4 separate regions of the Homo sapiens genome follow, and regions 1, 3 and 4 are each linked to region 2. Evidence: chromatin loops called from intact Hi-C (ENCODE). Cell type or tissue: heart right ventricle. All regions are shown on one strand. Each heading gives the region's core, and the rest is flanking DNA. Links, peaks and the distances in the headings are about the cores only.

Region 1 (7,352 bases), core at 884-5,883, 160 kb after region 2:
TTCCATAGTTAAAAATTGCCATTGGTTGCACATAAAACAGTCAACTGTAGGCTGAATTTGGGGAAAGAATAAAACCTGAAGAAAAGGAAACAGTGAAAATTACTTTGTTTCCCAAACTTCAACAATTTCTCTTCGGCTATAGTTTGAATGTCTGTCCCCGCCACAGCTCATGTTGAAACTTAATCACTAATGTGTGGCAATGTGGAAAGGTGGGGTCTTTAAGAGGTAATTGGGTCAAATTCTTACCATTTATATTAGTATTAACTTTATACTGACTTGCTTAAAATATTAAGCTTCCTCTCATCTATATTATTGTTAGATTCTGGGTTTGATAAAACAGTTGCATATTTTCTTACATCCTGTATAGTAAATATATAACTATTAAAATGTAAAATGTTTTGTTTATTTAATTCTTTTCTATTTTGAGAAAGGGTCTTTCTCTGTCACCCAGGCTGGGGTGCAGTGGTGCAATCACAGCTCACTGCAGCCCCAAACTCCTCCAAACTCCTGGGCTCAAGTGGTCCTCCCAACTCAGCCTCCTGAGTATCTGGGACTACAGGTGCACACCACCATGTCTGGCTAATTTTCTACAAATTTTTTATAGAAATGGGTTCTCACTATATTGCCCAAACTGGTCTTGAATTCCTTGCCTCACCTGGTCTTTCCACCTCAGCCTCCCATAGTGCTGGGATTGCAGGCGTGAGCCACCACACCTGGCTTGTTCATGTAATACTGAACATTGCCTCCTAAGGCCTAGTAGTTCGGAGAGTACTGCTTTAGGCCAAAGATGATCAATTCATCCATCTCGTTACTCACTCACACCTTCAGTTTTTCAAAAAACTATTAAGCCCCAGTTTGCCAGTGGTGGAGGCCAAGGATGTTGACATTGATCAGAGAAGCCGTAGATTTTTGAACATTTGTCGCACTTTCTTTGCTTATATGTGAGCCTCTTTCATGAGATTTATGAGGTCACCAAGGAGTAAGACTAGCTTTATTGTCTCTGAATCCCCATTTCCTACCACAGCCCGAGGCACACACAGATCCTGAGTAAATGCTTTTTTTTTTTTTTTTTCGAGATAAGAGCAGTGGCACGATCTTGGCTCACTGCAACCTCTGCCTCTCGGGTTCAAGCAATTCTCCTGCTTCAGCCATCCAAATAGCTGGGATTATAGGCCTGCACCACCACGCCTGGCTAATTTTTGTATTTTTAGTACAGATGGAGTTTTGCCGTGTTGGCCAGGCTGGTCTCAAACTCCTGACCTCAGGTGATCCACCCGCCTCAGCCTCCCAGAATGCTGGGATTACAGGCATGAGCCACCACGCCCACCCAGTATCCCAAACATTTCCATTTTATGTTGAGGTCAGAATCCGATTAATGAAATCCTGAACACCAAAGAGAATTAGCTGAAGAATTCTCTGTAGCTGAGAAGTGGGGAAGAGAAGGGCAGTAAGCTTCTGGAATCGGACAGAAATATTACCCACTGATAATGGGACTCTTTAAAACAACACAGACTCATAACATGTTTTGAATAATGGCATTCGGTCACATCAGGGTTACCTGGTTTACCAAGGAGAAAACTCATAAGCAACACAGCACAGAGGTGGATGCATATGTTTGGATATTCACTCAATAGGCTCACAGACCAATTCAGAGCACCTGCAAAACCCCAGGAGGGATGTGATAGGAAAGATGATGGAATGATGGTGGATGTGGCAGGACAACTATCCGTCCCATGCATTCCGCGCACCAGGACAGGTGTCAGGTCCATGCATTTCATGCACAAAAAGCTTGAACTGTGTCCTGCAAGCACCATGGAGTCATGAACAAGACAATAGCAGACTAAGGACATGATCAGATTTGTGTTTGAGATAAATCTGTGTGGAGAATGGATTTGAGAGAAGCAGGAAAAGAGATTACAATAAAGTTTCTGTTACAGTAATTCAGGAAAAAATATGTGAGATTTGAAACTAAGGGAATTATAAAGATAAAAAGAAGGCAAAGCTTTGAGAAATACTCAGGAAGTAAAATTGGCAGGATGTAGAAATTAAATTGCACATAGGGTAGTGGAAGTTGGGAGATGCTCCAGACTGCTGAACAAACTCAGGTTATGTTTCAACATTCCGCCTCAGTTCTTTTCCCTGATTGACTTTGGTCAGTGCTACCACAAATAGGCCCAACCCAACTATTTCCAAAACAAGTTCACTGCTCTAATAGGTTTCTGTTGGTACATTCTTTCAATGTCAGCAAGTCAGCATTGCACGTTCTAGAAACAGGGATGAAAATTCAACATTCTGCCAACACCATCTTTTTTCCATAAGTCAGAAATGGCTCCAGGCACATCACATGGCATTAATTTTGTACCATATGCAACTCTGATTGATTACTGGGTGCCGAATTATAAATAGTTGTCAAGAAGTCTAATGACCATTTATCAAAAAAGATGCTGAAACCGTGTATATATGAGTTATAAAGAAAGGATGTGGCAGGGATATTAGTTTAACTAAAAGGTCATTGGTTATATAGATCCCCTCACAGTTCTCAAATTTCTGCCTGTGCCTAGCTGTGTGTTCAGTTTGCTTTGGGTACAATTTCTAGAACTCTGTGCAAACTCTTTCGTTTAACTCCATATCGTAGTGAAGGATGTGAAGTGTAATGATGCTTAGCACCTGGCACGGTGCCTGGCATATAGTAGGCACTCCAGAAATATTTGTTGGGTAAATGAGTGTAAATAAAGGCAACCAACTCTAGGCAGATTCAATCCCCAGGGTGTGAAGCCAGATTTTCCCCTATTAGCCCAGGAGCCCCATAAAACAGCTGGAGGCTACAGGGGAGCAGCGCAGCATCTGCACCTCGGCCCTGTCTCTACGCACCGCTCAGACTGGTTTTGGGGCTTAGATATGCCTGGACCTTCACCTTCCTATGTATTTTATTATTACTTCACTTACTGCAGAGTTAGTGCAATGGAGAAGTCCAAGGGGACGCAACTGTCACCAGCAGGAACGCAAACCCCTGTTTAGGCATATGGCCACTAGGGGGCGAGAGAGTCAAAAGGCTGCATATGAACGTCAGCCTTGCCCTCTTCAAGGTGTAAACTTTTTCCTGAATTTCCAATGAAAGCATTCTTGGATTTCTTCTCCCTAATCATCCCCGATACTTGGTACAGCAAGAATCAGGAATCATAGTAATATTTTACCCCCAAGCAATTGTAAACATCCACTTTTGGCAATGCTTTTTGTTTTCTAATAAAAATGTAAACATGAAAACAGAAATCAGGAAAATTTCCCAAGATTGATTACTGTTTTGAGCTGCCTCCTGTGCAATTGCCTGGAAGCTGTGAGGCCCCAATGTGCTCCTTCCAGGCACTGTGACCAGAGACACTGCGCGTTGGGTGGGGTTGCCAGGGAAAACACAGGATGCCTAATTAATTCAAATCAGGTAACAATAAAGCCTTTAATGTAAGTATGCTCCAACTTGTGAGGGCAGTGTGTGTGTGTGTGTGTGTGTGTGTGTGTGTGTGTTTTGAGACAGGGTCTCACTCTGTCACCCCAGCTGGAGTGCAGTGGTGCAATCATACCTTGCTGCAGCCTTGAACTTCTGGGTTCAAGCAGTCCTCCTGCCTCAGCCTCCCACTAGCTGGAACTACAGGTGCACACCACCACACCTGGATAATTATGTAAAAAAAAATTTCTGTAGACATGGAATCTTGCTGTGCTGCCCAGAATAGTCTCAAACTGCTGGCCTCAAGCGATCCTCCTGCCTCAGCCTCCCACAGTGCTGGGATTACAGGCGTGAGCCACTGCGCCCAGCCAATACATATTTTTTCAATGACATAATCAGCAAAGCCCTAGTTCTTTGTAAAAACTAACAAAAACCAAAGCAAAACCTTTCCTAAGTTCCCTTTCTTAGCACATTTCACCTAAAAGATTTGCTCCTCAGTGGCTCTCCCCAGAGCCACTTCCTTTCCTGGCGGATTAAAAACAATTCTCATTCAGTATCTCGCTGTCATCAGATTTTCCCATATTCTGACTTTCCTGGGAGCATTTTCACATATTATCTTAGTGGCTCTGTTGCCCTCTGATTCCAACCTCCCTCTGTTCTTTTCTGGAGGTAGAAGTCCTGAAACAGAAACGCTTATCCCCAGTCCCAACAATTAATCCCCAAAGAACCTTCGAGACAGGGCAGGTTCATGGCTGCCTCGTCCACAAAAGCCCTGTTTTCTGGGTTCCTTGTCTTGGGCAACCTGCAGAGTCAGAGCCATCATTGAAGGATGATTTGGGCTTCAGCTGGAACAAGGAGAAATACTCCTGAGCCATCTCCTAATGGTTTTCTCGGTCAGGGTCTGGATTAAGAAGACATGGCATCTTGTAGCTGGAAATACAGGAAGCTTAATAAAAGGCACTGCAGAGTTTCCATGGGACTGGACAGGGTTTTGATCATACTTCCAGGGATGCTGCAGTCCAGGGACAGGGACTCTTACTTCTCCTAGGCCTGAAGGAGCAAGAGGAGAAAGCTCATTCCCCAGCCCAGAGAGAGAGTCAAGGGGAGGGTTGCCTGGAGGAATCTGCCTTCCCTGGAAGAATACAGCCCACCCAGGGTGGCCTGGCAGGGAGGGGACCAGGAGAGGAGGAAGACAGCCTCATTCTCCTCTTGGCCTCCAGCACTTGGAAGGAGCATGGAGGGATAAGACTGGGGACTTGTTATCCTCGTACAGAGAAGAACAGTCATATACAATAGAAATAAAGACACGGGCTGGACACTGTGGCTCATGCCTCTAATCCCAGTATTTTGGGAGGCCAAGGCTGGAGGATCACTTGAGGTCAGGAGTTTGAGAGACCAGCCTGACTAACATACTGAGACTCTTCTCTCTAAAAAAAAAAAAAAAAAAAAAAAAATTTAATTGGCTGGGTGTGACTATAGGTGGTGCATGCCTATAGTCCCAGCTACTGCAGAGGCTGAGGCAGGAGGATCGCTTGAGCCTGGCTGAGATGGGAAGATCATGGCTGCAATGAGCTGTGATCATGTCATTCCACTTCAGTCTGGTTGACAGAGCGAGACTGTCTCCAAAAACAACCCCCAAAACAAAGAAAAGAGGCTGCCTGTGCTAAGGACAAAGTGAGCTGTAGACACACCTGGTTTGGGAGTTCAGCAGAGTGAAAATAAAGGCCAGAGGTCAGGTGGAGTGGCAAGTGTCCGTAGTCCCAGTGACTTAGGAGGCTAAGGTGGGAGGATGGCTTGAGGCCAGGAGGTTGAGGTCTGCCTGGGCAACATAGCAAGGGGAAGGAAGGAAGGGATGAAGGAAGGGGAGTGGTGGGGTGGGGTAGGGGAGGGGAGGAGAGGGGAGAGGAGGGGAGGGGAGAGGAGGGGAGGGGAGAGGAGGGAAATGAAGGCCAAGATTGGTGGGAAAGGTTTCATAGGTTTGGTAATGTATTTATAGGCTCCTTGGAGATTATTTTTCATTTTTATTTTTTAAGATGGAGTCTCACTCTGTCACCCAGGCTGGAGTGCAGGGGTGTGATCTCAGCTCACTGCAACCTCTGCCTGCCGGGTTCAAGTGATTCTCATGCCTCAGCCTCCTGAGTAGCTGGGATTACAGGTGTGCGCCACCACATCTGGCTAAGTTTTGTATTTTTAGTAGAGATGGGGTTTCGCCATGTTGGCCAGGCTGGTCTCAAACTTCTGACCACAGGTGATCCATCCACCTAGACTTCCAAAGTGCTGGGGTTACAGGTGTGAACCACCGCACCTGGCCTATTTTAAATTATCTCCAAATGAAGAAACCAAAGTACATGAACATGCACGTGACTGCTTTGTGTGTGTGTGTGTGTGTGTGTGTGTGTGTGTGTGTGTGTGTGTAGAAAACGCTGCAGATGGAGTTCATACAAAAAAAAAAATCCTTGAGTACTGTGATCTGCTCTAACTGTCAAATGTTAAGAACTGAGCACTTTCCTCATTTACTGTTGACCCAGATGGAGTTATCTGGATTAGCGCAGTTCTGCATGGCGCAGCTCGTTTATTTCCTCAAGAAGAAACAATTTAAGCCATTGTTCATGTTCAGGTTAGATAGCAACAATTTAGAGAGTTCTCCCCCACAGATAAAGGAAGATAAGTATTATCTGACCTGACCATGGGGAAGATGAAGAAACATCTAACGCTGTGTTTATAGCTGAGCAGGACAGATCGCCAGAGATAGGACAGCAAAGACCCCATTGTCTACACAGGGCTACATTTGGATCAGGGAGGAACAGCTTCTGAAGCAGCTATTGAAATTGAACACTGGTATAACATCTTGTATCTGACTGTTGCTTCATAGCAAATTTTCTCTCCAGATAAGTCCGCAGGACTCCTATAAAATCAGAGTTATAAGATTTGTATCTTTACTGAGGGAACCTTAAGAAGCTAGAGCTTTTTAGCCATTAATAATGTAAGCTTAGGTTAGGTGTGGTGGCTCATGCCTGTTATCCCAGCACTTCAGGAGGGGGAGGCCGAGGTGGGAAGATCGCTCAAGCCCAGGAATTTAAGACTAGCCTGGGCAACATAGCAAGACCCCGTCTCTCAAAAAAATTTTTTTTAATTAACTGGGCATGGTGGCACATGCCCATAGTCCCAGTTACTCAGGAGGCTGAGATGGGAAGATTGCTTAAGCCCAGGAGTTTAAGACCAGCCTGTGCAACATAGCAAGACTCCATCTCTCCAAAAAGAAATTTAAAATTAACTGGGTGTGGTGGCACATGCCTGTAGTACCAGTTACTCAGGAGGCTGAGCAGGAAGATCGTTTGAGCCCAGGAGTCTGAGGCCACAGGGAGCTATGATTGCACTACCAGGCATTCCAGCTTGGGTGACAGAGTGAGATCCTGTCTCAAAAAGATAAATAAAGAAACACCAAATAACATAATCTTCCCAAGGTCTTGCTGTAAGCACCACCCCAGACATTGTAAATGTCACCTCTGGTCACACATGCAGAGTGAATTGGGTCCTGTGCATTTCTCCAAGCCCCTGAGGGACCTCAAGAGTCCTGGTGTGGGTGTGACCTCTAACTGAGGTTGGAGGGCCATCTCAGGGCCCCATGCCCTCTGTCCCAAATGTGCTTCTCTTAGAAGCCTGGGCTGTGAACAAATGGGATGTGATGAACTTAACCTTATGGGGATGACACTGGAAAACAAGGTCGCAATGATTGCTTTGATGGGGTCCAGAGCATACTACCCCCCAAATATGATACCTTGACATTGAGAAAACAGCAGAAGCAGGAAGGTTTCTTGCACCTTCCCCTTATCCTTTCCCCTTATCCTTTCCCACTGAAGCAGGTGGCAAGACCCTAATGTGAGAGATGCCCTCCCTATACCTGGAAGAAAGG
Region 2 (7,352 bases), core at 1,591-6,590:
GGGAGGCTGAGGCGGGTGGATCACCTGAGCTCAGGAGTTCGAGACCAGCCTGGCCAACATGGCAAAACCCCATCTTTACTAAAAATACAAAAATTAGCTGGGCGTGGTGGTGGGCGCCTGTAATCTCAGCTACTCAGGAGGCTGAGGCAGAAGAATGACTTGAACCTGGGAGGCGGAGGTTGCGGCGAGCCAAGACTGCGCCATTGCACCCTAGCCTGGGCGACAAGAGCAAAACACTGTCTCAAAAAAAAAAAAAAAGTGGATGAGACCAGAGTTGAGTGTTTTCAGTGAACTTCTGGATTATCTATGCTAATGATAATCAGTAGTTTATCACATATAAAGAGGTTAGATCAAGATTAAAAGAATGGGCCTGGTGCGGTGGCCCATGCCTGTAATCCTAGCATTTTGGGAGGCTAAGGTGGGCTGAGTGCTTGAGGTCAGGTGTGCAAAACCAGCTTGGGCAACACAATGAGACTCCATCTCTACAAAAAATACAAAAATTAGCTGGGCATAGTGGCACACGCCTGAAGTCTCAGCTACTTGGGAGGCTAAGGTGGGAGGACTGCTTGAGCCCAGGAGGTGGAGGGTGCAGTGAACTGAGATTGTGCCACTGCACGCTGCACTCCAGCTCGGTCAACAGAGTAAGACCCTGTTTCAAAAAAAAAAAAAAACAAAAACAAAACCCACAAAAAACTAAAGGAATGTTACTGAGAAAACAGGAAGACTCAACTACCTCAAGGAATGGCAAAAATAATAATACTGTAAAAATTAAACAGAAGAGCATTTATTATTTCAGAGACTCCTAATAAATTCATCAGCTATCATAAGAAAATGGCAAAAAGAAACTTCAGACATTGTTGTTGTACTAAATGGCACTTGAGATCTCTTTGAAAGGCTAAATGTGGCAGGAAGGGAAAGGGGTTCAGAGTTTCTTTCCTAATGCTGATGAGTCTGAGAAGAATTGCTCAAGAATAATAAATATTGGGTAACCACACAATGAGCAAATGTAGTGGAGAGAACCAGAAATGAATGACACACGTACAGTACTTCAAACGGTCTGAATGACAAGCGATATTTATTTTATTTCTTTTGCTATGTCTATTTCAGGGTTTTCTATAATAAATATAATTCTATAACAAGGCACAAAGAAAAGTATCAGTAAAGGAGGGAAAAAGTGAATTGTTGATCTCTAGGGAGTAACATCAGGAAACTCTGGAGGCTGCTAAAATTTAAGCACTCACCCAAAGTTCCACTTTTGTTCACAAATTAAAGATTTTCTTTTCTTCTTCTTCTTTTTTTTTAATTAAATTTGAGACAGTTTCACTCTGTCACCCAGGCTGGAGTGCAGTGGCATGATCTCAGCTCACTGTAACCTCTGCCTGGCTAATTTTTGTATTTTTAGTAGAGATAGGGTTTTGCCATGCTGGCCAGGCTGGTATCGAACTCCGGGCCTCAAGTGATCTGCCTACCCTGGCCTCTCAAAGTGCTGGGATTATAGGCGTGAGCCACCGCGCCCGGCCCAGAAATTAGAGACTTTCTGATGTCACTTTACATAGAGTCAAATTTTGACTCTCTGGAAGCAATTTAACCAGTTAGGAGACTAACCATGGTAAACGAAAATATATTCATAAAAAAATGTAAGATCTCATGAAAAGCTCTTTGTATTACAAATTGTCTCGGGTTTGTAATTGCACAGCAAATCACTGAGCCATCCAGCATATCTTCCAACATGAAGATCTAATCGCCAAAGCCTTAACTTAGATTGTTACTTATGTTTCTAAATCTGTGGAAGCACATTTCCTTTTCTTCTTCTTTTCTTTTACTGTTAATATCCTTATTCTCTATTTTACCAGTGGAGAATGTTTAGTATTAATTTCCATTTAGCTCAAGATTCAAGAAATGCAAAGTGCTATTTTTATCAAATTTCTGAAAGCCTACTGTCTTCTGCTTTGGAAGTCCCACAACAGCTCTTTAATTTCCTTAAGCCCCACTTTCCTCATCAGCAAGTTGGTGTGGCAATGGATCATAATAGGTTGCTGGGAGGATGAAGTGAGATCCAGGCATGTGAAACACTGTACACAATTCCTAACACAGACTAAGGATGCAAATGTTAGGAACTTGCAGATTTAAAAAAAATTGCATTCTCAAAAAGATGCTCTATTTTAACAAATGAACAAGAAGACAATTTTGCATATCTTTTTGATACAGCCATTCTATTTCTTTTTCTTTCTTTCTTTTTTTTTTTTTTTTTTTTTTGAGACAGAGTCTCGCTGTGTCGCCCAGGCTGGAGTGCAGTGGCCCGATCTTGCAGTGGCCCGAACCTGCAAGCTCCGCCTCCCTGGTTCACGCCATTCTCCTGCCTCAGCCTTCCGAGTAGCTGGGACTACAGGCGCCCGCCACCACGCCTGGCTAATTTTTTGTATTTTTAGTAGAGACGGGGTTTCACCATGTTAGCCCGGATGGTCTCGATCTCCTGACCTCGTGATCTTCCCGCCTCGGCCTCCCAAAGGGCTGGGATTACAGGCGTGAGCCATCGCCCCTGGCCCAGCCATTCTATTTCTAATAAAGAACCCAAGAAAATAATCTACAGTTATCTACAAGGAGGCCCTGCATGATATGGTATTTGCCCACACACAGTGGAACCAACAAAACCAGGCAACCACATGCAATGATGAAGTAGCTATCATGTAACAGGAGGGAAAGAAGTTCACACATATAATTAAGTGGATAAAATCATATTAGAAAACAATGGGCTGGGCACTGTGGCTCACACCTGTAAATTCAGCACTTTGGGAGGCCAAGGTGGGAAGATCGCTTGAGCCTAGGAGCTCAAGGCCAGCCTGCGCAACATGTTGCAACCTCATCTCTACAAATAATACAAAAATTCGCCAGGCATGGTGGCGTCTGCCTGCAGTACCAACTACTTGGGAGGCTGAGGTGGGAGGATTACCTGAGCCTGAGTAGGTTGAGGCTTCAGTGACCTGTGATTGCGCCACTACACTCCAGCCCGGGGTGACAGTGTTAGACCCTGTCTCAAAAAATAAAATAACATAAATAAGAAAAAAAAATGGCATGTGCTTGTGGCATGTGGTTTCTTTCCTTTGAGTCTATGTGCCTAGAAAAAAATAGGAGAAGGATATACACCAAAATATTAACACAAGTATTCTATGTGGGTCATGGGATTGTAAATAATTCTCCTACTCTTAGTCTATTATTTCTAACATTCCTAGAATATCCATGGTTACTTTTGTAATAAAATTTTTTTAAAAACTCCCGAGATGTAGCATTAAATTATTTGTGCTTGCTTTTCTGATTTGTTTCTACCTCCAAAAAAAAAAAACCACTTAGCATTGAAATAACTACTGATAAATTTGAAACAACAGGAGAAAAACAGGAGATTTGATTTGAGAGTTTTAAAAATGGGAAGAACAATAAAATCATATCTACATGCGTGGCCTCTTCATTCCTCGTCATTTGGCCATCATTCTGTTTCCTCACGTTGATTACGTTTCGAGTTGCACCACAAGGGGGTGCCCTGAACCTAGCGAGTATGATACAGTCTCCAGCATAATCAAAGGAGGCAGCTGAAATCCCAAATTCAAGAGGAAACAAGACACAGGTCAACTGATTGCTTTTGGTCCATCTTCATCCTCTCCAAATGCCCCCAAATGGCCCTGGTTCAAACTCGGGCTGAATGTAACCAGTCTGTGAAAAAACTGTAATGGGCTGACTGCTTGCATAGTTAAAGCCCACGATAGAAGGGAGAGGCTTGATTGCTGCAAGTCTAAGAGATTTCATAAAGTTACCACTGAGGAATAAAAAATTAGTAGCCTCATGACACAAAACTAAAGAATATAACAAGACCAAACGTTGGGAAATAGTCTTGAAAGTAATTCTATCTTGGCCGGGCGTGACAGGATCCCAGCACTTTGGGAGGCAAAGGTGGGTGGATCACTTGAGGTCAGGAGTTCAAGACCAGCCTGGCCAACATGGTGAAACCCCATCTCTACTAAAAGTACAAAGAATTAGCCGGGTATGGTGGCGTGTGCCTGTAATCCCAGCTACTCGGGAAGCTGAGGCACAAGAATCGCTTGAACCCGGGAGGTAGAGGTTGCAGTGATCCCAGATTGTGCCACTGTACTCCGGCCTGGGCGACAGAGTAAGAGTCTGTCTCAAAAAAAAAAAAAAAAAAAAAAAAGTAATTATATCCTAAAGATACACAGTCTGTCAGTAACTGGGGGAGCAAAGTAATTTCTGATTATTTGGGTTAAAAAAAAAGAGCTACTAAATTGAGAAATCTAATTGTAATATAATTCCTTTTCTAACTGTTTAAAATACTTAAAGATGGAATAAAATTACGTAGCCTTGTGAGACTTTATAAGTCACACTAAGAATTATAGTTGATATAACAATAATAAAATATAAAGCCTCAAAGACCTTCAAGGGTAAATAAACTAAAAAGCAGCAACATTTAACAAAAAAGAGTTCAGGGTGATATCCCAACAGCTTCTAATTCTAAGAATTTCTAATTTCCTAAGGAATCTTAGAATCTAAAGTAATCCTATAGTGAATATAGGATAGTGGTTGAAAGTATAATTTCTGGAAAGAGAAAGAACTGGGCGTAAGCTTCATTTTCAACACTTACTATCTGTGAGACTTTGGGCATATTACCTTAGGCATGTTTCATGTACACTTTCTTCATTCATGACATAGTAATAATGATGTTTATATTATACTTTGTTGTATGAAATAACTTGAGAAAAATGCTAAAGCCAATATCTGACATACAGTAATGCAGATTTATGAGCAATTTGAAATAATTAATATTCTCATCAAATGAAAGCTAAGTCAGGCATGGTGGCTCATGCCTGTAATCCCGACACTTTGGGAGGCCGAGGCGGGCAGATCACTTGAGGCCAGGAGTTGGAGACCAGCCTGGCCAACATGCTGAGACTCCGTATTTACAAAAAACACACAAAAAATTAATTGGGTTTTGTGGCACACGCCTGTAGTCCCAGCTACTTGGGAGGCTGAGGCACGAGAATCACTTGAGCTTAGGAGGTGGAGGTTGCAGTGAGCCAAGATAGCACCACTGCACTCCAGCCTGGGTGACAGAGTGAGACTCTATCTCAAAAAAACAAAAAAAAAAAAAAAAAGAAAGAAAGAAAGAAAAGAAAAGAAAAAAGAAAGAAAGAAAGTATTAGAATGAACAAACACATTGGCTAACTATAGGACGACTGTGATCTCATTCACAGATCTCAGGTACTATGTGGCCAATGGATATGTCTGAACTCCTGTGTGCTCCTGTTCTCATGGGTCAAAGTAAGGAGACTGATTTTTAAAAAAACAAAACAAGTACACTTTGTGTGTGTATGTGTATATATATGCATACAATGGAGTGCTGGCTTTCAAAGTAGTGAGTTTGAAGGGTGACAAGATTATTTCTATGACCTTGCCATTGCAATGCAAAAAATAAACAAACAAAAAACAAATTGCAAAGCAAACCTGTCATATACAGGGTGACTATTCAGCCAGTTTTCACTATGGCCAACCACTGTGTATGGCCACTGTCCTGACTGGACAACCCATGCCACAGCACAGTCATTGATCTTCAATTTTGTGTCTCAATATCCACCCTTCCTACTTTGATATAAGACTAAAATGATGCAATAGATTTATGAGAGCTTTGAAATAGTTAATATTCTCATACAAATGCAAGAGTGTATGAGAATGAACAAACACATTGGTTAACTATAGGAGGACTGGTATCACATTCACAAATCTCAGAGTTCTTTCCTAAGCCTCCACATTCCCAGTTAACAAAGAGTGAAATTGAAGTATCCCTGCCCGGTGTTCTACAAAGTGCCTGGGAAGAGTTGACCCAGGTCGTCTCTGCAAGTGTGACAGATACTCTTAGAACTGCCCCAACCAAGTGCAGCCCATGGACATCGGGATGACCAGTTCCTTGAGAACTCTGCTTATTTTTGCCTCCATAACATTTAAAACCCCTAGACACACTAGATACTTTACTTATTTGCTCACTTCTTATCTGTCTCCTTCCCCTTGCACCCACACACTGAAATGTAATGATCACAAAGGCATGAATATCTTCATCCACATCCACGCTGAGTTTTCACTTACAGAATGAATGAATGAAAGGCTGGAAGAAGGCATTGGTTCTTGGGAGTCTTGGCTCTGTGCAGCTTGCTTGATTTGGGGGCTTACCCCCTGACAGTAAACTACTCTTAGGGTCTGGGGAGTTTACGTGCATGGCTCAGGCAGTGGTGCCTACAGCCTCAAGCAAGCCTGCACACTTCACAGCCCTGGAACAGGCCCAATGCTCACATGGCCTCACCAGCCAACCTGCTGGGACTCACTTCCAGACACCAATCACACTCCAGCCAAGAGCATTCCAATCTATCACCCCGACTCCCCTATGCGTTATTGCTTCTTGGTCGCTCTCACACCTTGAAAGGAGGAAAATACTCATCCTATAAGGAATTTCTGTTTGGCAGGGTTTCCCTTCACAATTTTCACTAAAACGCCCCTTCCTTGGAACACGAAACTTAAGTTAAACAAAAATACTCAGAACCCCCCAAGAAAAAAAGAGCTTGCAAACCTCTGGTTTCTATTTCCCTCTCATTATTACAAAGGCTTTGTATTGTAAGACATTCCATCCTTGCTTCAATAGCTGCCTGCGGGTGTGCTGCTGCAGGGGAATTAAGCTTTGTGCTGGCATAGCAGGTGCCAGTTAACTCTTGCCCAGGCCCTAGTCCAAAGGGGCCTTGCTTTAGGAGTGGCCTTCTCAAGCTTGGGCCCGGCCAAAGGTAAGAATTTTAATAGGGAAAAGAGGTGGGATAAGACATAAGATGATTTATTGAAGCTAGTCCAGAATGCACTTCTGATTCTCCCTTTTCTTCCATAGGAAACAGGCCCAGAGTGTAGAAACTCACAGATTCTGACCAGCTTGCATCCAAAGCAAGGTGATTCGTACTACTCCAGGCCCAGGCAGCCAGCTGAGGGATGCTTCTGAGTGTCTTGTCTTCCTCTACCTACAGTGGGCAGGGGCTGGCCTTCATACAAGGTCTACCCTGAAAGTTTCCATAATGGCTGGCCGTGGTACGAGTGGGGCATCTTATCTTGCCACTCTATGAGGGAGAGGTAAGGCTCAATGATCTGGAGAGCACTGGGCTGAGAGTCTGAGACCAATTCTTAGCCCAGGCCCTGCCTCAAACTCATTGTAACTTAGGCATTTATCTGGCCCTTAATTTCCTTATGCATTAAAATGAAGACTTGGATTAAACCTTTTTGGCAAATTTTAGCTTTAAGTTGCTTTAGACACAGATGGCCTC
Region 3 (7,352 bases), core at 1,001-6,000, 150 kb after region 2:
AATACAATACAATACAATACAATACAATACAATACAATACAATACAATACAATACAACCATGCATGGTGGCATGTCCCAGTAGTCCCAGCTATTTGGAAGCTAAGGCCAGAGGATTGCTTGAGCCCAAGAGTTCAAGGCTGCAGTGAGCTATGATCACACCACTGCACTCCAGTCTGGGTGACAAATGAGACCCTCTCTAAAAAAAAAAAAAAAAAAAAAAAAAAAAAGTAGTCCCACCTGCCAGGAGATTCCCACCTCTTTCAAAATAAAAGCTCTAGTCCTTACAATGGTTTCATGGGCCCTAGGTGATCTGGCCTGGGATTACCTCTCAATCTCTTTTCCTCCCATCCTTCTCCCATGTTCTTGCTGTTCTTTGAAAACATTACATCCCTGCTGTTACCTCTCCTGTCTTTGTTCAAATATCACTTCAGCGAAGCTCTTTCTAATAATCCTATTTACAGTTTCACTCCTTATTCCTTTTCCTGCTTTATTTTTCTCTGTAACCTTATTTCCATCAAATAGGGTTGCCAGATAAGATACAGGACTGCTCAGTTAAATGTGCACTTTACATAAATAATGGAGAAGTATTTTTAACATAAGTATATCCCAAATATGGCATGGGATATACTTATACTAAAAAAAAAAAAATTCACCGTTTACCTGAAATTCAAATTTAGCTGGGCCTCCTGTATTTTTATTTGCTAAATCCAGCAGCCGTGCCATCTAACATGCTATATATTTTATTTATTTGTTCATTGTCTGTCTCTACCAGCTCCCCACCCCCTGAAACTTGGTCCTTACACTGGAAGTTAAATGAAGGCAAGTATTTTTAGTCTGCTTTGTTCACCACTGGATGTCTGGCAGCTAAAACAGTGACGTCTACATAACAGATGCTCAATATTCACTGAATGAATGAATTAGTGAGCAAAGGAGCACACTGTCTCAGGCTGACCATCCTAGCCTCTGAAGCCTCTGAATTGCCCTGATTGTTGGAAAGTCATTTCTTAAATGGATCCCTTTCTAATGGCCCCTCTAGAATCTGAGTCATCTCTTTCAGGACAGGCCCAGAGGTTGAATTCCTGAAGTAGGATCCTGTCCTAGAAAATGGGGGTGGGGGGTTGCGGGGGTCAGGGGGACGAGGTAGCCTTATCTTCCACTGGATGCCACTGACCCCGGTAGCCTGAAGGAGAGTGCTGTGCTTTGGCAGCACGAAGGCAGACACTTCGACAGATGACTGTTCAGACTCAGGGATTCTCCAGCCATTACAAAACTTCAAGTTTTCTGCATTTCACTGGGGGATTTCTATCTCTTGTCATTGTAAGTTCTCCTGACTGGCTTAGCTTTGCATTTTCAGCGTGGATGAGTCATGTGTTACTTCCCTTTCACATTTTCATAAAACACACACCTTTTCCCCTGTGCATAATCCCTACTCCCACGCACAGCACTGCACTCCCGCACGTCTTTTTGTTGTGTACTGGCCCCTGCATGAACCTGAGGGAGGGTGGGGCGGGTGGTCCAGGGCTGTGTGGTTTATGAACATGCTGCCTATAGGATCCCACAGAATCAGCTCTTGGCATCACAGGCATCAGATGCCAGAGAGCAGGGACCTCCTCTGGCCACCCAACCCGGTGCGAAATTTCTTTGGAACAACATAAGCTTCTGGAAATTCCCTACGGAAAAGACAAGTCTATTATAAACACAATTAAAGGGAAACTGCCTGGAGAAAATTTACCAAAATTGTCCAACAACTCCCAAGTTTTGAATTAAAACATAAAAGAAGATCCAGAGTTCTATCTATCACCCAGATGCTCAAGCCCTCCCCTGCTGCTCGGATCTGTAAAATAAAACATGCCTGGTTTCTGTGATTTAACTCTAAAATTCTGCACAAACTTTGCAGCCAGCATGCATCTGCCACATGGAATCCCCCAACCAATGAATGGAAGCTGCGGTCCTAGAGACAGTTTCACAAAAACAGCTCCTTTCTCCCGTGGCTGGAGCCCCGGGGGGAAATGATTAAAAGCTGCTTAGTGATTTATTTGTCATTGCTTAGAGATACAGCTCATGCTGATGGCTCACTGCACTACAAATGTGACATCACCCCACCACCTCTTTTGCTGCTTAAGAAAATCGTGCCAGAGATAAAGTCAAGCCTAAGAAATCACAGTTCTCTATGCTCTACTCAGTTTGGAAAATGTACCATCCCAAGAAATTGCCTTTTTTTTTTTTTTCCTTTGCCGGGTCCCAGAGCTGCAGTTTATAAAAAGCAGCAAGCGGCAAGGGGCACGCGTCCCTGTAACTCCATCTTTGAATGGGTCTGTTACTTACCCTGCATCTGTCTTCTGTCTGCTGAGTAAGGAAGGCACGGCTCACATTTCTGGCTTTCATTTTCTTCCATTGTCTCTGCCTGCCGCAAAAGCTCCTCGCTCTCTGGAAACTTCAGAGCGCAGTTCTAAAAGCTCCCAGAAAGCGCCTGGGAGGGGGCCCGGGGCTGGGGAGGAGGGGACGGTGCGAAACCCCACCCCAAACTATTTTCCACTCCGGTGCAAAGTCTCCCTCGCCCGAGAAAACTGCATTCCAGCGCGGGGCCTCTTGGATCTCCCCTGCCCCTGGCCCTCCGTCCCTAGGTCTGTCCGTCCGTCCGTCCGTCCGTCCTCAGGCGCGCTCTCCGGGGACTGGGGGCTGGGCTCTGCCAGGGCAGGGCGATGCGGGGGTGTGGGGGGGAGGCCTCAACAGGTGACGGCCTCTCCTACCCACAACTGGGCCTGCCTGGTTCCACTGCTGCAAACCACCGAGGCTCTGCAGCCGAGGAAGGAAAACATTTCACACATGATTAAGGCCGAGAGCCTTCGCTGGGAGCCAGTGCCCTCATCTCTTTAATCTCAGAGGCAGAGTGAGCCTCCCAAATCGGGTGATCCACATATTAAAAAACAGCAACCTGTTGAACCTCCCAAATTTCAGTGAACTCCCTTAAAAAAAAATCCCAAACAATTTGAAAGAAAGAGTATATGCTGAGTGTTGTAAGTAAGCACTTTCCGGCACTAACTTTTTAGGGCCCGATTAACATCTATGAAGAGGTATAGCGTCATTTGCACACAGTCGATTTCAATCACTTAATCTGGACTTTTTAAAAAAAAGTTTCTACGTACTTGCTCACTTTCTCAGACTCCTCCCTCCCCCAACACACTTACACACACACACACACACACACACACACCCAGCCCTTAATCACAAATCTGAAAGGTAAACTAGTAAAGTCAATCTTCTGAAGCTCTCCCAGTTAACGACTCCAAAAATCTGAAAGACAGTGAAAATGCATTTCTTTGGACAGGCAGAGTTACAACCAACATACTTCTCCTTTTAAACCACCTACAAATATTTATTTTGTTCTTTACCCAGTCCTTGAAAAACTGGCAGAGTTCCCAGAGAGTGAAAATAGGAGGCATGATGTCCGAAAAAAAAAAAAAAAAGAGGATGGGAAAATAATTTAGGCAACATTAGCTCTGCGATGTCAGATATCTCAGAGTAACACAGTAGCTAGGAGGAAGAGCGCGATTTTGTAACCTGTAGTAGCCCCGTCACAGGAGGGGTAAAAAAGGACAATGGTTAGTCTGGTGACCATACTTTGCCCCAGTTTACAGGGCATTCCAGCAAGGTTTGAGATTGATTTAGATCAAGAATGTGTGCTGAACAATGGCCAGCCTATGTTCCAGATTGTGACCTCGAGTGACCTGTGTGTTTTGGCAGTGGGGGTGACGTATTTTGGCCATTTAAGACATAAGGATGTGGAAGCACCTAACAGACAAAGGATGTAGGCCAAAAGGAAAGGAGACATACCAGGAAGTGAGTTACACTCACGTCAGGAGGGGAAGAAGAGAGCCCCTCAATTCTTAACGGGATTTTTCTTGAAATCCAAGAAGACGCGGTGAATCTTTCAAAAAATTAAAGCAGTGCCTCGGCAGCCTGAATAGAGGCAGTGGGATTTGCAGGGCAGATAACTTAAGGTCTCTATGACTTTGCAACAGAATTACCTGGCAATCTTGCTTTAAGGAGGAACTAATCTTACACAGTTTCTGTCCTGGTGGCCCCTGGGCAAAGGCCAGATGAATCTAGTTTTAACCTTATTATTTCCTTAGGTGCAAAATGTTCATGAAGGAGGGCCCTGCTGTGTTCAGCCTTTCAGGTCCAGATCATCCTGATTCTTGTATACTGTTGTGTATTTGTCTTTAAAGTATTAATGCTAGGAAGAGTGGGGAGGAGGGTGGGAGAAAAGTATGTGTGTGTGTGTGTGTGTGTGTGTGTGTGTGTGAGAGAGAGAGAGAGAAACACTGTAGCAGGAGATGCAGCAGCCCAAATCAGATGTCCCGCAGCCTTTGGTTGTGACCCCAATCCCCTTGCTCTGGTGTCCAGAGAGCCCGTGCTTAACAGCTCCTACCTGTCATTTGGTGTAGCACAAAGGCAAAAACCCCAGGATGAAGGAGGCAGCAGAGGGCTGCCACAGCCGTTGGCAGCCACAAACAGCACCCTGCCCCAGGGCCCTCCTGGCTAGCTCAACCCAGGCAGAAAAGATCCATTGGCAGATGCTGATTAAGATTTCCTGGGGGCTGTTTGGAAGGTGTCAGAGCAGTCTTTCAGGCCTCTGTTGACCCCTAGATGGACAAAAATAGGGAAATGTCTCCCACCAGGTCTGAACTACCATTTTCCAGGCAGCCCAAGGAACCCCCTTGGTCAGCCGACCTTGCTTTCCAGCTGCTAGGACCCTCCCCTCCCCCATACGGGCCAAGCCCACTGCCCTCTCTGCTGATATTCCAGGAAACAAAACTCTGTGATATGCACAACAGAAAAAGGCATTGGGGGAAGAGAATTAACATGAATCATTAAGGATCATGAAACCTAGACATGTATTTATGGTAAAATAATGTTCTTTTGAATGATCAAACTTTCTGACCATTCTATAGGGAAAAGCTTCTATTGGATTACTTACTGGCCTTTTGTTCCTCCTTAAGAAGAGGAACTGAAAACAATTTGAGAAGGCACTCTATTTGCCCTTGCACCGACTATTCCATATCTTTCTCCAAAGCACAGAGACCTTCCTAACAATTTAGCACTGATTGTCAGTGTCTCTGGAAAACAGTAGCTGTATTCTGCAATCTATATAAACCTGGTAACTCCGATCTTCATGAAAATACTCTTATTGTCACTGCTGTTACTGTGGAGATGTTCTTCTTTCTGGAAGAAACACTATTTGAACTAGAAGTAGGTGTATTTCTTTCTGGTTTAATTTAATTTCTGGGCTTAAAAATTGCTATTACATTGCAATCTGCCTACTGCTATACTTTGAAATTTGCTGTGAAAGGCATAAGGAAAGCGGGAAGAACTTGAAATCTGATTTTCCTCCAGTCATATAAAGAACTAGAATAATAATAATACCAGGAGGCTAAGTTTTCAACTCCGTTTCTGTTAACAGGGAAAGGTGCAAGACTATTTCTTGGTTAGTGGTTCCATATGTTGCAATTCATGACTCAAAATGAGCTACCACATAAAACAAATGTCATTTAAAAGGAAAGACAAGTGACGAGATAAAAGAGTGCTGTAAAGACAAATGGTGATTTTGCAGTCATAGCTAACCCGTTACAGAACTGGACCATTATTGGTGTTGATAACGCAACGTAAATGGCATTCACCATAAAGAGAATTAATCACAAAAATCGTAAACAATTGCATATGATTTCTCAGCAGGCCAATTATAGGGTTGTGGAAAGCATGTCAACTTCCTTCATGTAAATTTTTCCTTTTTTCCTTCTTTCCTTTTTTTTTTTGAGACAGCATCTTGCTCTGTCACCCAGGCTGGAGTGCAGTGGCATGATCTCGGCTCACTGCAACCTCCACCTTCTGGGTTCAGGTGATTCTCCTGCCTCAGCCTCCCAAGTAGCTGGGACTACAGGCACATGCCACCACGCCCAGCTAACTTTTTGTATTTTTAGTAGAGATGGGGTTTCACCGTGTTAGTCAGAATGGTCTCGATCTCCTGACTTTGTGATCTGCCTGCCTCGGGCTCCCAAAGTGCTGGGACTACAAGCATGAGCCACCGCGCCCGGCATTTTTTCCTTTTTTTTGAGACGGAGTTTTGCTCTTGTCGCCCAGGCTGGAGTGCAATGGCGCGATCTCGGCTCACTGCAACCTCTGCCTCGAGGGTTCAAGCAATTGTCCCGCTTCAGCATCCTGAGTAGCTGGGATTACAGGCATGTGCCACCACGCCTGGCTTTTTTTTTTTTTTTTTTTTTTTTTTGTATTTTTAGTAGAGACGGGGTTTCACCACATTGGCCAGGCTGGTCTCGAACTCCTGACCGCAGGTAATTCGCCCACCTTGGCTTCCCAAAGTAATCACGCTGGGATTACAGGCGTGAGCCACTGTGCCTGGCCTATGTAAGTTTTTCAACAGAGAAATCATTGCAAGAACCAAGAGTAAGTGGAATTGCCCTGATACATATTTAATATTTTTTCACTTTAAATCCTATTAAGAACCAGATAGTTGAAAATGACTTGACATCAGGACACAAAAGAAATAATTAATGCTTGCTGAAGTCCTTAAAATGTACTTTTCAAAGGCATTCATAACTGTGAGAGTCAATTAAAACAAAGTGAAAAACAAAGAAGTCAACAAAAGTGTTTCAACCAGAGGCCTCGTGTTTGATGTGTTCCACATTAACTGTTTCTAAAAGACAGGCTGCTATGGTATGAGGCCCTGTAAGTCAGAAATAAAGGATTTTTAACAACTGGGATAACATTTGCTTAAATGGATGATCTGGCGCATGTGAAATGTGGGCTCTCCAATCCTAGTTTTGACAGCAATGTGTCAGGTGGTTAGGGTGACCTTATACTTAGTATAAACCAGCATTTGTGAGAGGGAAAGTAGACACTATTAATAATTACAACTGGACAATAAGACACCACGACTGTCCCTGGCAAACCAGCACAGATGGCCACCTATGTGTGATCCCAAGATAAGCCCTCTGGGCGCCTTAGGTTTCCAAATGTGAGGGGAACATAATGATACTGTTTGAGTTTCCCAACAAAGACCCTATAAAAGAATCTGAAACAATAATTAAAAAATAATTAATCTTAAACAATAATTAGAGCAAAGGTGTGAGCCTCACACGGACCGTATTACAAGCCCCACTAACAAACAATTTCGCAGATTCCATAGTATAATACATTTCTATATGACTCATAGATCAAAACAGAATTTTCCCTTCTGCGTTAAGAGCAACAATTTCACCAGGTAACCTCCAGCATTCTCTCCAGAGGGTAACCAATCTTCCCTTACTTAAAGTCCTTAAAATTCCAGTGGCTC
Region 4 (7,352 bases), core at 1,096-6,095, 140 kb after region 2:
AAGAGAAGATTGAATTTAAGGAAGAATATGAGATTGAGAATAAAGTATAGATTTCAATTATTCGGGCTGATGCCAATCTCCATTTCCATGGATAATCAAAGGCTGAGTGAGTTAGACATAATTTTTGCACCTAACTGGGAAGACAGCAGACTTAAAACACTGAGCTTTCCTCCCTTGTGTGGAAATCAATATCATCCTGCCCTCCTTCCCACCCCCACCCGTCACATATATGGTTAAGTGCTTTCTGCTTCCTTCCCTACATTCTCCATACACAAAGGTCAATCTGGTAACTCGCCAGTGAGGTCGGTAGAGGAGGCCTCAAATCTCCTGTGACCCCAAACTTGCTCTATCTGCTAAAAGTAATTGCACACAGCCAAGAAACAAAAACATCCCTAGCCACAGTTGGGTAATGTCTATATGACTGTCAAAATAACCAGAGGAAACAGGTAGGTGAAGACAGAAAGCTAGCACAAAGCAACGCATGCAGAAGGAGCACATCTGTGATTCAAAAGAAAAAAATGCCAGGCACAGTGGTTCATGCCTGTAATTCTAGTACTTTGGGAGACAGAAGCAGGAGGATCACTTGAGGCCAGGAGTTCAAGACCAACCTGGTCAATAGAGAAAGACCCCGTCTCTACTACCAAAAATAAAAAATGAGCCAGGCATGGTGCTGCATGTCTGTAGTCCTAGCTAGTCAGGAGGCTGAGATGAGAGGATCTTGAGTGCAGGATTTCTAGGCTGCAGTGAGCTATGATGGCACTACTGCACTCCAGCCTGGGTAATACAGCAATAACCCATCTCCAAAAAAAAAAAAAAAAAAAAAAAGGCCGGGGTGCAGTGGCTTACGCCTGTAATCCCAGCACTTTGGGAGGCTGAGGTGGGCGGATCACGAGATCAGGAGATCGAGACCATCCTGGGTAACACGATGAAACACCGTCTCTACTAAAAATACAAAAAATTAGCCGGGCATGGTGGCCAGTGCCTGTAGTCCCAGCTACTCAGGAGGCTGAGGCAGGAGAATGGTGTGAACCCGGGAGGCAGAGCTTGCAGTGAACCAAGATCGCACCACTGCACTCTAGCCTGGGCGACAGAGCAAGACTCCATCTCAAAAAAAAAAAAAAAAAAAAAAAAAAGAAGAGCAGAAACAAAACCCTAATGTCAGCTTTTTAAGGAAAAGGAGTTACCACAAGTCTGTATCTGTAAGATCTATTTTACCCTGAAAATACATTTATGTATTTGTGTATTCATTCATTCATTACTTCATTCATTCACAGTGCTAAGCACTCCGTGCTTTCAGGGTACACGGTAGTTGGTGCCATGCTTTCCTCAGTAGATAATACCCCTTCATTCCCTGCACTTTAGATGTGTTTAGATGTGTTTGTGGTTGAACATGGGAACACTCTTTTGGGGAACTGCATACTCTCTAGGCCCTTCCTCTCTGGCCTGGCCTCCTGTTCTCTTGCTGTATTGGCAAAGAAGACTGAGCTTGCAGGCAGAAGTTTTCTACACCCGGCTTCCTCCTCCCAAGGCCCCAAAGAAATCCAGAACAACTAAATAGTATGCACAGTCCACTAAGCTATCCTTTACCTTTTACAAAGAAAGTAAGTTTGCTTTCCTCGATGTTCATTAGAGAGCGAGCTACACAAGGAGAAATGAGAGCATATTCGTACCTGGTCTCTCAGCCTCTCTTGGTGACCCATGATTGCAGAGGCGTGGTGGGGGTACTTCTGCTTCAGATGTTCTAGGAACGCTTCTCTCTTCCGATCCATCTCAGATGTTTGCATTCCCAGTATTTCCTTGGAACTTCGGGGCCCCCCTAGGGTGTGTCTCCTTGGGATATTGCGGGAAGACTTGGAAACTGAACCACGACTGTTTCCATTAGAAAGGCGTTCCTTGGTTCTGCGGCATTCTGCATCTTCTGGTGATGTTACATGCAGATTGCCTTTGCCTTGTTCTGAAAGACAAAAAAATTCGGTTCACAATTAATGATTTCACACTAGAAGTCTCATTTGCAGAACACCAAGAGGGTTTGCGGCAGTTGTTAATGTATGAATGTTAACTTCGCAAATCTTTTTTCTTTTTCTTTCTTTTTCTGCTTTGCAGCAGTCAGGGGAGAAAATCCACAATCAAAGAAATATGAAAAATCGTACTTTAGAAATAAAGATGTTCATTGGGCATGGCGACTCCTGCCTGTAACCCCAGCACTTTGGGAGGCTAAGGCGGGAGGATCGCTTAAGCCCAAGAGTTCGAGACCAGCCTGGGTAACATAGTAGACCCCTATCTCTACAAAAAATTAAAATTAGCCAGGCGTAGTGGTGCACGCCTGTGGTCCCAGCTTCTCGGGAGGCTGAGGCAAGACAACTGCTTGAGTCCAAGAGGTCAAGGCTGCAGTGAGCTATGATCGTGCCACTGCATTCAAGCCTGGGTAGGTGACAGTTGTGAGACCCTGTCTCAAAACACAAAAACAAGAAAACCCTCAAGAACACTTGGTTAGGCTACTTGTGTGCAGGCAATAGGGTTATTCCTTATCCTTGTCTGTAATTATAGAAAGAGTTAACTCCAGTGATTCTGATTATTTCTGTATTTTTAATAACAGTTGCATTCTGGTAACAGGATTCTTATATAAGCTCAGTCGGGTTTCTGAAACATTTGCTTCATCACCAAGAACAAAAATAGCTATCACCCTGTACGTAAGTAATCATTGACACATGTGAACCATTTGAAAATTTTATTTTCTCATATTGGCATAAACCAAGCAAGCATAAGAATACCATCAGAAGTAACAATCGAGGGCCAGGCGCCGTGGCTCATGCCTGTAATCCCAGCACTTTGGGAGGCCGAGGCGGGTGAATCACGAGGTCAGGAGATCGAGACCATCCTGGCTAACACAGTGAAACCCCGTTTCTACTGAAAATACAAAAAAATTAGCTGGGCATGGTGGTGGGCACCTGTAGTCCCAGCTACTCGGGAGGCTGAGGCAGGAGAATGGCGTGAACCTGGGAGGCGGAGCTTGCAGTGAGCCGAGATCACGCCACTGCACTCCAGCCTGGGAGACAGAGCAAGACTCCGTCTCAAAAGAAAAAAAAAAAAAGTAACAATCGAGGAGTTATAAAGTAAAGGCTTAGACAAATTTTACTTGAGGTGGACTTTACCTAAAACACAGTGAAAAGGAAGAGCAATGGTACATCCTGATAGCCTGGACCTAAGACATCCTGCCTTCTGAGCTGGCTTTGAAGGGACAAGTTGGTTTCTGCTAAGAACAGATCAACCAAGTCATATGATGTCAATGCTGAGAGTGGGGAGCATGTAAAGGGAATCTCCATTCATCCTCGATGGTTGGGAGATGGGGTGTCAGGTATGAATATTCCAGCTAGCTCAGAAAAAAGAGTTACTTTTTTAAAAAAAACAAATAGATTAGGGAGAAAAAGTAAAACATTCAGAAGCACTTCAGGAGTTAGACAGGCTCTCTTCATGAAGTCAGGCTCTTCACGAAGAACAGTTCTTATCATAAAGTATTGCTGATATAGGCAGAATAATGTTTCCTTGTCCACTGAATTCCCTGGAAAAAGTACTAGGCTGGATCTCAGGAATCTTGGCTTTAATCCGACATTTAGAACAAATGATGTGACCTCTCTCAGTGTCATTCTCTTCATGAATAAAATGAAGACGACTGAACTAACATTAGGTATGCAAAGAGCCTTCTACCTCTAAATCTTTTAAAACTATTCTAATTTTTTTAAAAATAAGTTTCCAATAGAAGCATATTTGCCAATTATTTATCTTTACAAGTTAAGTGCAGAAAAATACAGATTTAATATTTGGGAGTTCTGCTCAGTTGAATCCCAGATAAACAGAGAACCAATCCTTCACACTAGTTTTGCAAAGCAACAGGTGTTAAGAGTCTAGGCATAAACCAGTTTCCTGAAAGCAATGTGACCACCACTCTTTCCCTTGTCTTTGCCTAGAAAGATCTGTATATAGAACTCTAGGTATAGATGCCCGTTGGTTGGGCAGAGAAAATATTTTCATCTCAGGCTGGTTTTCCTGTTCCAGTCTTCTAACCCTTGATGTGTGTTCTGGGAATAATTCTTCTTGTTTACCCTTCAATTCTCATTACATTGCTAATTATAGCATCTCCATCAGACACTGATGGGGAAGGGAAGGAAAAGCACAGCCAAATTAGTCAATTCTTCTACTTTTCATTAGTTTCAGCAGTAAGTTTACAAGGAGAAGAAGATGGAACTATTGGTTTAAAAGATATTGGGGGCTAAACTGTCATTTCATTTATTTAGGTTGCGCTTCCAACACTTAGACTCACATCATGGCTACCTTTAAAATGATCTCTTCCTTAATAACAGAGAAATAACAGGATCTACTGAACAAAGCTAGATGCCAAAAATGCTGTCTCTCAGGTTGATAAATACCTGTGCAATCTGAAGAGGTTTAGCTTTATCTTTTGAGTGCTGTGCATGTGTTTCATATCAGCCAAAATTGTTGTATACTTGATCTAACACTCTTGCCTTTTTTTTTTTTTTTTTTTTTTTTTTTGAGACAAGGTCTTGCTCTGTCACCCAGGCTGGAATGCAGTAGCATGATCATGGCTCACTGCAGCCTTTACCTCCTGGGCATAAGCAATCTTCTTGCCTCAGCCTCCTGACTAGCTGGGACCGCAGATGTGTGCCACCACATCTGGCTATTTATTTTTATTTTTATGTATTTTATTTTATTTTTTACCTTTTTTTTTTTTTTTTTGGACACAGAGTCTCACTCCATCACTCAGGCTGGAGTGCAGTGGTGCGATCTCAGCTCACTGCAACCTCTACCTCCCGAGTTCGAGCAATTCTTGTACCTCAGCCTCCCGAGTAGCTGAGATTACAGCCGTGCGCAACCATGCCCGGCTAATTTTTGTATTTCTAATAGAGATGGGGTTTCACCATGTTGGCCAGGCTGGTCTCGAACCCCTGACCTCAAGTGATCTGCCCACCTCAGCCTCCCAAAGTGCCGGGATTACAAGTATGAGCCATCACACCCAGCAATGCTATTGACTTTTAAGTGGAATTGGAAGATTAGTTTTGACATTATTAAGAAAATATATTTTAAGTTATCCAGGACAGCTAGATGAATTAACAGGATTGAGCCTCTGGAAAGGTGATTTCTTATGCAGGCATACACACATCTGTCTACATACACACATACAGCCATACAGATAAACATCCATGCATGTCCAACGGCAATAACGGCAGAAAGTCGCATCCTGCCTTACTATGCTGCACAGGCTCATATGATCTATTCTGTTTCATCCAAAGAGCATCAAGAGAGTTCAAGACAGCCGGGACAATAAACCCTCTTTCTTCTTTGAAATGAGTTGGGAAGGGAGATGGAAGGGGAGAGTTTTGGGGGTCAGAGCCAATCTTCAGTCCACATTAATCTTTGAGCAGCCCTGACTTACTGGACTAGACTCATCAGACCCCTGTTTTTTTCCTAGCACTTTTCACCTCATGTTGCTTTTCTGTTTTTTCTCTTTCTTGTGGATTTTTCCAAAATATCTCCAGTTGCTTAACAAGGATTGATGCGATTTAGAGGAAAGGTACAAAAAGCATCAACCACTAGCAAGGCTAGAAGGCTCAATGCAGCCACTTGGCAAACATCGGATTGCCTTTGGAGCTCACTCCTTCCTTTTGTCTCAATTTCCTGCCTTGTGCCTTCCACCCAATGCCCAATGCTCTATCATCCTGTCTGCCTCCCCTCCTACCTCGAGGCACCTGCTCTCCTGTCACCAGCACTCAGAGCCACCTAACGCCACTTTCCACACAAAGGCACTTCAGCACATCTGTCACTTGAGCCTTTTCCTCGACAAGGCTCAGCTCTTGGAAGCGTCAAGCCCCACACCTGGGGGAGAAGCAACAACTCTGCCATTCCAGCCATTTAAGGAGAATGTGGTCTTTTCAGTGGAGAAAAACTAAGAATGATTACAAACTAGAGAGGGATCAGGCAGAGGACATTTAGTCACAATTCCACAGCCATGTTGTCAGAGATCTGAGCCTGGCCAACTCCTCATTATCCACATGAATAGAGAAAAGCTCAAGTGTGGATTATCCAAGTCATCAAAACAGAAATACAATTCGATTTCTTGTTTGGAATGCGCTTTGGTGTTAACATTTAAATATGGGTGTGTCTAGCTGTTCGCTATTCTGGGAATCCTTGTCAAACAAAATAATGAAGCTGTAGCATGAAGGCAAGGCTTGGGCTTGCTGAAAGGCAGTCCTGTTTCCCTTTCCTGCCCCTCCCAGCCTCTGCAGAGCCCAGGGCAACTCCTCCTGGGAGCTCACTTCAAGCAGGGCAAAGAGCAACATAGGAGCTTAAAGCCGAGCAAAATCCCTGGAACATTCCCTGGAGAAGTGAGGACAAGGCAGGCAGAAATGCTAAAGGGACACTCTTCAGGAATCCAAGGAGCTCCCAGGCTAGGATTTGGCATTCTGGAAAGAAAGCATAGAAAGTAGGGGCTGGGGCAGACACCAAACACGCAGAGGCTCATGGAAGATGGGGCCTCCTCAAGGAGAAAGCCGCACTGCAAGTCCGGCAGGCAGGCAACTGCAGGCGCTGCCAAGGCCAGCTTCTTTGCCACAACTCGGGTTACTCTGGCTGGGTCAGCTGACCTGCAGCAAGGGATTTGGGGCCTTGCACCACTCAGGCATTCCACACCTGCTCCAGAGCCAGCAACAGTGCTGATGGCTTCCCTGAGATCCTATTCCTGGGTCAAGATTAGGTAGGCCACAGACTCTTAGGGAAGGCATCCCTCACTTCTTTCTAGTGGCTTCTGGTTAGCTGTCTCCTTCTCAATTGTGCTGAGAAGCTCTCTTGTCATAGGGAGCATCATAGGGAGTTGCTGTTTGGTCTGGTTGTACAACCTCTCTGGGTGTACCGTGGCAGAGACAGCCCTATGTGTTCGACCAGAACGCTCTTCTGCTGCACACAGAGGAAGACCACATTTTCCAGCCATCTCCATCTCACTGGGTCCTTGTACTAATTCCAGTCAATGTATTGTGGGCAGAAGCCATGTGGGCCACCTTTTGTTGGGGCCCCTAGACCTCCCAAATAACCTTCCACGTTCTCTCTCTCTTTACTCTTTGGCCAGTTGAATACAAAGGATCCAGCAGAACCCTCCAACGCCGTGGGGGATGCCATAGTGACAAGGCAGGAGGAGCCTCATCGGCCACCCAGGAAATCCACCTGGCCACAGAAATCACACTGTGCTGTGTCTGAGTGAACAATTAACCTTAATCATGCAAAGCCACCAAGATTAGAGGGTGGTTACAACAATTAGCCTATCTGATTAATACACATAATCGGTT

What was found. Peaks named below come from ENCODE experiments on the same cell type or tissue, not always from the same donor. Only the 100,000 strongest peaks of a DNase experiment are listed, where the experiment ranks them.
Region 1: it touches region 2 in a loop (11-fold over the local background); 47 of 110 quality-filtered maps call a loop at or near these places.
Region 3: a loop joins it to region 2, with 4 times the contacts of the local background. A loop is called at or near these places in 57 of 110 quality-filtered maps.
Region 4: a loop joins it to region 2, with 4 times the contacts of the local background. A loop is called at or near these places in 43 of 110 quality-filtered maps.

Annotation. Positions count from the first base shown.
Region 1 is chr10:24,192,304-24,199,655 of GRCh38, reverse strand. It overlaps a transcript of KIAA1217 not described here. Among named protein-coding and RNA genes, the nearest start is that of KIAA1217, 13 kb to the left of the region's middle. In heart right ventricle, for the core only: CTCF peaks have their summits at 2,826 and 3,031 (motif pointing right); a DNase peak (open chromatin) is centred at 3,025; H3K27ac peaks cover 1,255 bases.
Region 2 is chr10:24,356,887-24,364,238 of GRCh38, reverse strand. The region is part of intron 2 of KIAA1217; the gene reads right to left. Among named protein-coding and RNA genes, the nearest start is that of MIR603, 85 kb to the right of the region's middle. RefSeq lists enhancers at 3,561-3,620, 3,651-3,730. In heart right ventricle, for the core only: a CTCF peak has its summit at 3,518 (motif pointing right); a DNase peak (open chromatin) is centred at 3,538.
Region 3 is chr10:24,204,238-24,211,589 of GRCh38, reverse strand. It overlaps KIAA1217, which reads right to left and starts at 2,452. Exons shown (of 21, transcript NM_019590.5): 1 at 2,327-2,452. The coding sequence starts at 2,396. RefSeq lists enhancers at 1,634-1,693, 1,067-2,266 and a silencer at 1,984-2,033. In heart right ventricle, for the core only: no CTCF peak of the experiment used is centred there; DNase peaks (open chromatin) are centred at 2,619 and 3,699; H3K4me3 peaks cover 2,739 bases; H3K27ac peaks cover 5,000 bases.
Region 4 is chr10:24,214,228-24,221,579 of GRCh38, reverse strand. It overlaps KIAA1217, which reads right to left. Exons shown (of 21, transcript NM_019590.5): 2 at 1,671-1,954. Among named protein-coding and RNA genes, the nearest start is that of KIAA1217, 8.8 kb to the right of the region's middle. RefSeq lists an enhancer at 6,583-7,171. In heart right ventricle, for the core only: no CTCF peak of the experiment used is centred there; no DNase peak of the experiment used is centred there; H3K4me3 peaks cover 13 bases; H3K27ac peaks cover 2,996 bases.